2 separate regions of the Homo sapiens genome follow, and region 1 is linked to region 2. The links are chromatin loops, found by intact Hi-C in ENCODE. Cell type or tissue: B cell. All regions are shown on one strand.

Evidence for each region. Hi-C counts contacts between places; a loop is a spot of excess contacts. Peaks named below come from ENCODE experiments on the same cell type or tissue, not always from the same donor. Only the 100,000 strongest peaks of a DNase experiment are listed, where the experiment ranks them.
Region 1: a loop joins it to region 2, with 7 times the contacts of the local background. A loop is called at or near these places in 1 of 110 quality-filtered maps.

The regions. Positions count from the first base shown.
Region 1 is chr11:96,213,704-96,218,703 of GRCh38, forward strand. The region is part of intron 1 of MAML2 (mastermind like transcriptional coactivator 2); the gene reads right to left. Among named protein-coding and RNA genes, the nearest start is that of MIR1260B, 130 kb to the right of the region's middle. RefSeq lists an enhancer at 1,707-1,776. In B cell, no CTCF peak of the experiment used is centred here; a DNase peak (open chromatin) is centred at 1,888; H3K4me3 peaks cover 1,628 bases; H3K27ac peaks cover 5,000 bases.
Region 2 is chr11:95,713,010-95,718,009 of GRCh38, forward strand. No RefSeq gene overlaps it. Among named protein-coding and RNA genes, the nearest start is that of FAM76B, 74 kb to the right of the region's middle. In B cell, no CTCF peak of the experiment used is centred here; DNase peaks (open chromatin) are centred at 2,048 and 2,992; H3K4me3 peaks cover 1,697 bases; H3K27ac peaks cover 4,899 bases.

The DNA of each region.
Region 1 (5,000 bases), 500 kb after region 2:
CAAGGATAAGGTTTTAAGTTCCCCACCATTAGTCATCACTTGGAGAAAAGTGACAGAGCTCTTTACAGATGCATTGCCTTGTCTTTGCCCTTAAAATTAACAATTTTCAATGAATTTAAATTAGGAAAAGTCAGTAAAGAGTGCCCTCCCTCCCTTAAAAGTGGTCGGTTCCCTGGGTAAGATGTGAAATACTTGGCAGTCTCCAGACGACAGGATCAGATAGGCTAACAATGAATTTGAGAGCTTGCAAAGAAAAGTTAGACAGAATGGATCAGGTTAAAGTGGACACAAATGCCCAACTACAAATTCTAATTATTTTCCTTCCCACTCTTGGAACAAAGAGACAATTGTAAAATATATTTTGTATGTATATATACACAAATATACATATACATATATACAAATAGTGAAAGTATCTCCTATTATTGATGCTCAGAATTTCTATGGAATATAATATATGTGCAGTTTTAACAGTTGAATAATAAAAAATGAATACTTCCTTAGAACTAGGATATAGCTAATTTCTAATATAGGTCTTTTGAGGCCATGCCTAGGTTATTCTGGTAAACTGATATTGTGGAGAAAACGTTTTTGAGTCACGAAATTCTGGATTCAAATCTTAGCACGTCCTCTTAGAGCTCTGTAGATCCAAGTTACGTAACTTTTCAGAGCTTCAGTTTTCAAAACATCTGTAAGATGGAGGAAAGAACACCAACTTTTGGGGGTTCTTATAAAGATTAAATGTGATAAAGAATGTAATCTCTCTAGAACCTTTAGTTCTCATTTCCTTTATTGCCTCCTATTCCTTTGGTGATCATGTACAACAAAATAGGAAACACTTGCTGATGTTGGTAAACCATGAACTCAACTCCAAAGCAGGAGGTTTAAATAACCAAGAAAACTCCAGGAACTGATGCCATTATTTTCCTAATGAGAAGCACTTATAGTCATGCGAAATACACCACACACTTACTTCTAGGTCATTGGCCAACATTTTTGTCCTGAGTGGCAGTGATTGGCTACTCACATTACCCTCTGAAAGCAGCTCTATTTTAGTAGAAGTTGTCAAGTAGCTGATGTATGCTGAAAACTATAGAAAGTCACCCTTTCCTCAAGTTCTTAATTGCATCCATTTGTTTAAAAATGCCAAAAATGCACATGCTCTGACCTTTCTGAGATTTGAACTCAGATCCAGTGAGGAAGTAGAGGCTGAGGATTAGGAAAGAACCATGTGTCTTTGGAAATTGGCCATGTGCCTCGTCTAGTTGACCTTGGATACTTGAGATTGGGTCCAGTGGTTCCCTCACTTTCTTTGCTTCACAAATTAAAAAGATCTAGCCCATAAGAGATGTCTGTGTGTCCATTTCTTGCACTAGGAATATGGGAAAGCTGCTTAAGAAACTGCTGCTTGCAGCTCATGAAATCATGAGTCATTTGTGTAGTAAAGTGAATTGGCCACTTACATTTGTACAAAGTTGAAAAGAGGGTGGGCTGGGGAATGGGGTAATTCCAACTCAGAAATAAATCATCTGAGTGGACTGTATGCCCCTTGAAATGCTGGGGCAGGTTGCTGGGTTCACAGAGAGCAGGTCCCCAGCACTGACATCCTTCCAAGTAACAAATCTTCATCAAGGCCTCACGACCTCTTTAACACCAGCATATAACACAGAAGATTTCAGATCATAGTGTGCTCTCTCTTCCACTTCCTGTTATTTTTAATTCTCTGCTTTGTTTCATGTTTTTAAAAGTCTTTACTAACACTTCTAGGGGCAGCTTCTGAATGAGACAGTGGCCAGTAATTTCTCTGACGAATACACATTGTTGTCCCCTCTTTGGGGCTGAGGAAATCCGAGGCAGGAAATGGTCAGTGGCTTGTTCAGTGTGGTGTAGAAAGGTAGAGACAGACCGACCTCATGAGCAGTTCACCGGTTAATTAAGCCCACTGAACCCTGCTGCCACCTGGAAATGGGTCCTGGGCTCGTTCCTGCACTTCCTCCTCCACACCTGCAGCTGGGCAGAGCCCAGCTGCAGCCACCCCCCTCGGGTGCTGGCTGCCACTGCTTTGGCTGGTTGTTCCCTCTCTTTAACCCATTTCTTTTCACTCTTGGACCTTTTATCCTTTTCAGTCAAATGATAGATCCAAGTCCAGAAATTACAGAACAACAGATTGGAACAACAAAGGCAATGAGAATGTCTTTCTAGCTTTCTAAACTTAGGCCCCCAAAGACTTCCAAACACATTTCAAAAAATTATTATCTAAAAGCACAGGGGAACAAGTTTAAGGCTGAGACATGTACTGCATATTTTGAGACAGAGTTACATACTCAATTTGCTTAAAAAAAAAATAGAGTATTTAGTATCATATTTGCAGAGTCACATGTCCCAGTCCACAGGAACTACACAAACTGTGTCTTCAGAAGTTGGTAGTTGGTAATCTCTTTTAGGCATGCTTAAACCAGAAGAAGAAGATGTAAAATTGGACACAGGAAAAAGATTCTCAGTGTTGCACAGAGGGAAGAACCAGGAAGATCTTAGCCTACTCCTCAACCTAAACCCTCCATTCATACTTGGCCTTTTCTTTTCAGTCTGTAGTTTGACTTTTCTGCCCTAAAGTCTATGGCCCTGATGAACTCCCAGGAAGAGGAAGCCACTGCTTTCTTCCATTTTAATGCCTCTCTTAAGTCCCACCTCAAATTTCACCTTTCTCATAAGGCTTTCCTCAATTCTTCCCAGAGAATTTTACTTCACTTCTCTTGATTGCACCAATTTTTATTGTTGGTACCATTAAATTTGTAGCTTTACATGTAGACATTTTGGAAGTTTTACATGGGTATGTCTGGTCCTGGTATTCTATTTATCCATACTGCCCCAGAGTGTCCAGGCCATGGTGCACTCCAGATTACTTGTAATAAAATGCTTATGGATCATTTAGGTATGCTGTGTATTACAGACACTCTGTTCTGAAAATGAAAAGCAGAAAGAGACTCAGTCCCTGTTCTCAGGAAGCGTGCAGCCCATTGAGAGAAGAAAGCAGGGAAGCAACTGATTAGAAGCCAACGTAATGTGTTTTCTCACAGAGGGTGTGAATTCAGGGCTGGAGCAACACGGTGCAGGGGCATCCAACTCTGGGTAGGACACTGGGGAGTAGAAGTCAGGGTGACTTTTGAATTGAGACTTGAAAAAGCAAAGGTTCACCAGGAGACAAAGGGCAGGGGTAATTCCACCAGGGGCAGGAGGAGGTGCACAAGCAAATAGGTATGTAAGAGGCCATGAAGCAAAGTATTCAGAGAATTAGGAATATGACTGGAGACCAGGGAGTGTGAGAGCAGGATGGTGGGGATGTGGAATGAAGAAGCAGACCAATATGTTCGAATTCAGTGGATGCATAAGCGCATCCAACATACTTTGCTCAGTGCTCATTACATGTTACACTGCTGTTCCTATTAAAGTATAACAAGTATTTGCTTAGCTATTTCACAATTGATCAATTTTTACTAGCTCCATGTCACTGGAAATATTTCCCTTGATCCTTGCAAATGCAGTGAAGGAAAGTGAGAATGCCACTCCTGTGCATTTACTAAAAGTAACTGCACAAGCGCAAATGCACTGTCCATCTAAATAACCAAAAATATAATAGGACATGGTGACTGTCACTCCACGGTGCTGTTGATACAGTTCACACAGCACTAGATGCTGCCCTGCACTGTTTCCACTTATAGCGTGGTATGTCAGTAGACTCTATGAGACACCATATTTAGATTCCATGCTTCAATCCAGAGAACACTGTCCACCGATAATTTATTCGAGCATCTTCCTTGACTGTGTTATCTGTGTTTTTGCTCTATGGTTTCCTATTTTACAGACCCAACCTTTAAGTCCTTCTCTCTTTTTGACAGTAGAAAAGAATAAGACAGGACAGAGAAGCTTGTAGGAGTAGGTGAAGGTGAATAATGGTTGGCAACTTTCTAGTTGATCATATACCTGAGAATACATTACCCTGATGGAGTGAACGCCTTTTGAAACCACAGCTTCGTTCAGATATGTTATTAGTATTAGATTTTACTATGTAGCCACTGCATTAATTTAGCATCATCGTCTTGACCATTCATCCTTAAAAGTATTAACCCAGTGTAATTCAGTACTTCTTTGGTAAACCTTCCATAGGAAGATTACGACAATTTTAGTGATTATGAACTATCTAGGCTTAGCAGATGCTGGTAATCTATGGGAATCATGACCTGAAAGGATTTATGTCTAAATGTGATTTAAAATCCCCCCTTCAAGACTCCAATTTACCTTTCATGCTTTGCATTCTCTCAAAGTACATTTCTCTGCAGAATACTTTTTCCTACTAAATGATTCCAGGCAAGCTTGATATTACATAGGTAAATACATTTGCTTTCTGCGTCGAGGTACTTGTACTAATTCCAAGTTGCTTTGAAAAATGCACTAGAAAAAACGTTTGGTGTGCCTTTTGAATTTTTCCACAGCAGTGTCAGTGACAGAAGGCAGCTGTAACGCAGCTGTAACCCTGGCTTTGACTTGGTTTAAAGGCTGATATTTGACTCCAACTCCAAAAACAATCATCATTCTTATAATTCAATCCTAAGGCACCATGCATCCTCGGTGAACCCCACTTAATTGTCATCTTTAATAGGGGCACTACTTGGAAATCCAGTTTTCAGCATGTCTTTTTTTATCCTCAGCGTACACAGCATGAAATGCATTTTTATCTTGATGCAGAGCAAGTGACTTACTTGGGTCAACTGACTACTATTTTAAGGCCAGAATTTCTTGAATAAATAAAGTATAAAAACTCAGAGATTTTTATATTATTTCCACAAAATTACTTTTGTGAGGTAACTTCCTGCCCCATTGGTCTCATTTTAAAATGGAGCATATTTTATGGGAATGTATAATACTGACACTTTTTCTTTTTGTTTTTTAGTTTATTTGAGGTCTTCACATAGAAGAGTATTTATGTATGCCAAAAAATTCAA
Region 2 (5,000 bases):
TCCATTTCCTCATCTTCAAGGAAAGGGGGGACAATAAGAGCTAATTCCCAAGTTTAAACATTAAATAAGATGATTTATGTGATAAAGATATTAAATGTTTGTAAAATTTGAATAATATTGTGCCATTCATAACTATCTATGTTATTTTAGCAAACAAATATGTCAGATTCCACCCACTGTTTTTATTTTATTTCCCCTTATTTTCATTTATATCACCTTCCACTGGTTTGTACTAAAAGGATTTCCTGGACTGTATGTTTTTAATGTTTGTAGAAAGAAAGCTCTCAAAGGAAAGACTCTTTCCTCTATATCCAATGGAATCATTGGCACAAAATTTAGGAAGTTAAGAAGAAATAACATTCTTACAGTTATTTGATTCAACATGGAAATTTCTTTTAGGATGAACTTTTTGCTGATGTCATTGGCTCGGAGTAAAACTGCCAAATATAAAGATATGATTCCAGCATTAATAGAGCAAAACTGTGAAACTGTACCAACCAACCTGAATTGTATTCTCATTAGTGCTGTCAATTAATGAAGTTAGACAAACGATTTTCCCACATTACAATGTAGTCTACTCAAAAGCCTAAGGAATGCCACCTGCCCATCAAAAATGAATAAATGTGACGTAATTCCATTGTATAATACCACCATATAACTAGGTTCTGTAAGTCCACATACACACCTAGGGAGGTAGTCTTATTTACCTCTTTCAACTTTATATTCTGACTAATATGTATTAGAGTCAATATTGGTATGTTGATTCCATATGGCTTGTTGATTGGGGAATCAGATGAGAAGATTATTCTAATACTGAAATACTCCTTTTTCACCTAATGGTTTAATCACCTAATTAAAGTTTACTGTGTTCTTTGGGAATCCAAAGTGACCATTGGTGAACCTGACAAAAAAAATTCATCTTCTTAGAATTTTGTGATGTAATTAATATTTATTTTGGAACCCTCAGCACCCCAGAGAAGAGTTAGGTATAGAAAGAAACTCTAAAAAGCATATAAGTGCCCCAGAAGATTTTCCCCTTCCTCCCTGTCACATACCTCTTTGCCTCAACCCACTTAAATTCTGAGAAAAAAATCAATACAGTTAAATGAATGTAAGTATGGGTTTATCATTGTCTCTTTAAGTAGAATTATGTCCACGTTTTACAAGTTCCATTTCTTTAGGTGTCAAAAACTAGTTTTATTTAGCTGAGGTTGAGAATATTGGGCAGAGTCAAGGTGAGCATCTAGTGAAAAGCTTTGGAAACACTCCAGGTATAAAGCTGAAGACATTAATCACCAGAATAACAAATGAAATTGAACTGTTCTAGAATTGGGCTCCTTCACCTCATTTTCCACTTCTTCTTCCAGTGTGGTCATCAGGATTCAATCCTGGTCCTATGCTGTCCATAAGATAATACCAAAGGGAGCAGACACTCAACATTTACTTCTTTTTATCTCGACTCTAATCAAGAAAATATGACAATATTTCTGATATCTCTTCTCAAAAAACTTTTTTTTTACTCTAAGTTCTGGGATACATGTGCAGAATGTGCAGGTTTGTTACATAGGTATACATGTGCCATGGTGGTTTGCTGCACCTGTCAACGCATCATCTAGGTTTTAAGCCCCGTATGCATTAGGTATTTGTTCTAATGCTCTCCGTTCCCTTGCCCACTACTGCCTGACAGCCCCAGTGTGTGATGTTCCCCTCTCAGTGTCCATGTGTTCTCGTTTTTCAACTCTCACTTATGAGTGAGAAGATGCAGTGTTTGGTTTTCTGTTCCTGCGCTAGTTTGCTGAGAATACCTGAAAGCTTTGAAAAATCAGATTATCATTAAGAAATAATTCTTAAACTCAAAAATTTTGCCCAAAGAACTTCCTTCTCTGGAGACCTGAAAGAACAAATTAAATACTCATCATAAATATCCAAGTGCAAAACTACCAGTTTTGCATTTATAAAACTACCAGTTTGCACATGAGGAAACTAAGATTCAGGAAGTGTAAATGATTTACCCCGGCATGAAGCTAGTTAATAGAAGAGCAGGTTGCTCCTTACTCTTACTATCTTACTTTTTTGTTAATCATTTATACACAAATCCTGAGTACCTACCATATCCATGGCACTAAGGGCTGTGAAGGGAACAAATCCAAAACATTCATGGTTCCTCCTCCCAATATTATTATTAGATACTTTAAACATTACAATAATGATAACCACTATACATCAAATACTCATTACGGGGGAGAAACTGGGTCAATATCATGGTCGCAGACATTATTCTCTTGATATGAGTGTTAGTTTCTTCAGTTTACAGATGAAGAAAAGGAAACTGGTATGCAAAATGTCATATAATTGTCTCAAATCACACAGTTCATCAGAAGCAGAGGTCAAATTTGAACTTACATTTGCCTGATTCCAAGACCTTTGCTCTTAACTGTATCATAAGCTGATGTAGTTCTACAACTGAAACTTAACATTTACCTCCAGAGACAATGGAAGATACTTTAGCTAAAAGTAAAAGAAATTTTCAAAAATAAGGTTTATTAACGCTAGAATAATTTAACATAGGGAGCCTGTAGAACTTCATCACTGTAGGTGAGTTGAAAATGAGAGGATACTAAATTAGAGGTTTTATTTAAGAGTGGGTCTACCTAATTGCCTAGTAGGAAGTGAAAACAAATGATATTTCAAGCTTTCTTTTACCCTATGACTTTAAGGAAAAACAATAACAACCATAAAACACCACCACCTACGACAACAGTCTTCTGTGTTTTCCCATGCATTCAAATGAGCTAAAAAGTGATAAATGCATTGCAAGTAAAATAGCTATGCAGCACTCTTGGGAAATGTGGTTCCACGGAGATGCCACAGAGACTTTCATTGTAAAGCCTGGTACTGAAGTTTGGACAAAGGTGTGTTTGTGTGCAGTGACTAAGCTTGTGTGGGAGGGAGGCAACCACTGCAGATGGCTGAAAAATATGCTAATGTTGAAAGACCCATGTGATGGCTGGCATCCTGAAAGAGACACAGATGTTTCCTCCCAAGAAGAATTTTAGAACAAGTGGCTTGCTGACCTATTCAGGCTTGATTCCTTAACTGCATCTCAGGGTCATACACACGTCAGAACCACTGAGACAATTGTCCTCCTCACTTTGTACCCCAGGAAAGAGATAGAGCAGCTAATTAATCACAAGGCCTTTGCTGATAATACCTTTCATTTGAAATTTTTGTTGTTTTTGTTTTTAAGATGTTTTCATGTTCTCTGAGACTTGCTTTCAGAATGCTGCCTCTGTTCACATGCTGGGTCTCCTACAGTGCTCACATTGCTCCACTCTCTGTACGTTTTGTTTTTTTTCCCCATAAAAACCATCCCTCTTATATTCACTTTTTAAGTCTTTCTTTTCCCCACTAAACTATATGCTCATTTCATGGCAGGGAGCATGACTAACTTGTTAACCACAAAATCCCAAGAGCCCAACATAATGCAAGATACATAGAAGTCTCTCAAAAACATCTTTTCTCAGCACTCCTGAGAATACCTACAAGACATTCTCAGATATACTAGAGAGGCAGAGCGTAGATTGTCTTGTATTAGTCTACTTAAACAAGATTGTTCATTCCTTCATTTATTCAACAAAACTTCGGGGGTTTATATCATGTGTCAGGCACTGCTCTAAATGACCAGGATGCTGCAATAAAAAGAACAACAAAAAAAATTCCCATCCTTATGGGTTTAGGGTGTTAACATCAATATATTTTTAAAAGAAATTGAAAAAAACCCAGGTACTTCGACTACAAAAATCATTTTGTTTGCAGATTACCTAACACTGCTAACTCAAGTTCCTGGGTCTATAGAAGAAAAATAAAATTAAAAATTAAAAAACAGCCGGGCGCAGTGGCTCACGACTATAATCCTAGCACTTTGGAAGGCCAACACGGGCAGATTACCTGAGGTCAGGAGTTCGAGACCAGCCTGGTCAACATGGTGAAACCCTGTCTCTACTAAAAAAAAATACAAAAAAAAAAAATTAGCAAGGAGTGGTGGCACATGCTTGTAATCCCAGCTACTTGGGAGGCTGAGGCAGGAAAATCGCTTGAACCCAAGAGACAGAGGTTGCAGTGAGCCGAGATCATGCCACTGCACTCTAGCCTGGGCAACAGAGCGAGACTCTGTCTCAAAAAAATAAAAATAAATAAATAAATTAGTTAATTAATTAAAATTCAAAGACATTGCTAAGGATCTCACTAGTTTTCTTCTATCTTAATCAGGTAGGGATTGTCCCCATAAACAAGAAGAGTTCTAACCTGCAAAGCACAACTTAAAGAAATATAAATCTGCTGTAATGGATATGAAAGCTAACTGTGTACCACTCCATCCCCACCTTTCTGCTTCTGGCATTATAAGCTCTCCAATAGCTTTAGCATAAATTCACATGTCCTATTGTTTCTTGCCACCTCTCAGGGTTCTGAAGGAATAGGCACCAGGTTCTGATAAGAACAGAAACATCTGGAGTGTGGGAGTGTTCATCTAAAGAAAAAAAGTGAAAATAGCATGCATTGAACTGTTTGGTGTGCTAAGTAATGATTAGGGTTTTCACATACATTGTCTCATTTAATCTTTGCAATAAACAAACAACAAAGTACATCATATGCCCCCCTTTTATTTTCTACCAAAGAAGGAAATAGGGTAAGAGGTAGAGACGTACCTTTATGGATCTATAGAGAGATTTATGGCTTTTGTAATGGTCAGAGCACCTAAATCACTAATTAACTTCCTAGCAAATTTATAGGCTGACATAACAAGTGAATAAATGGTTTCACTAGATACTGAGGAATTTTATTGTTCATAACTTTGTGCCAAAAAAAAGAAATGGGAAACCATTAGATCAGAGAGAGTGGCCATCTACCTTCTATTCACCCAGGGAAGATTTTGTAGAAAAAATGGGAACTGGCTACAGTTGATACTATATAAAGAAATACTGACTTTTAAATTTCTTCAC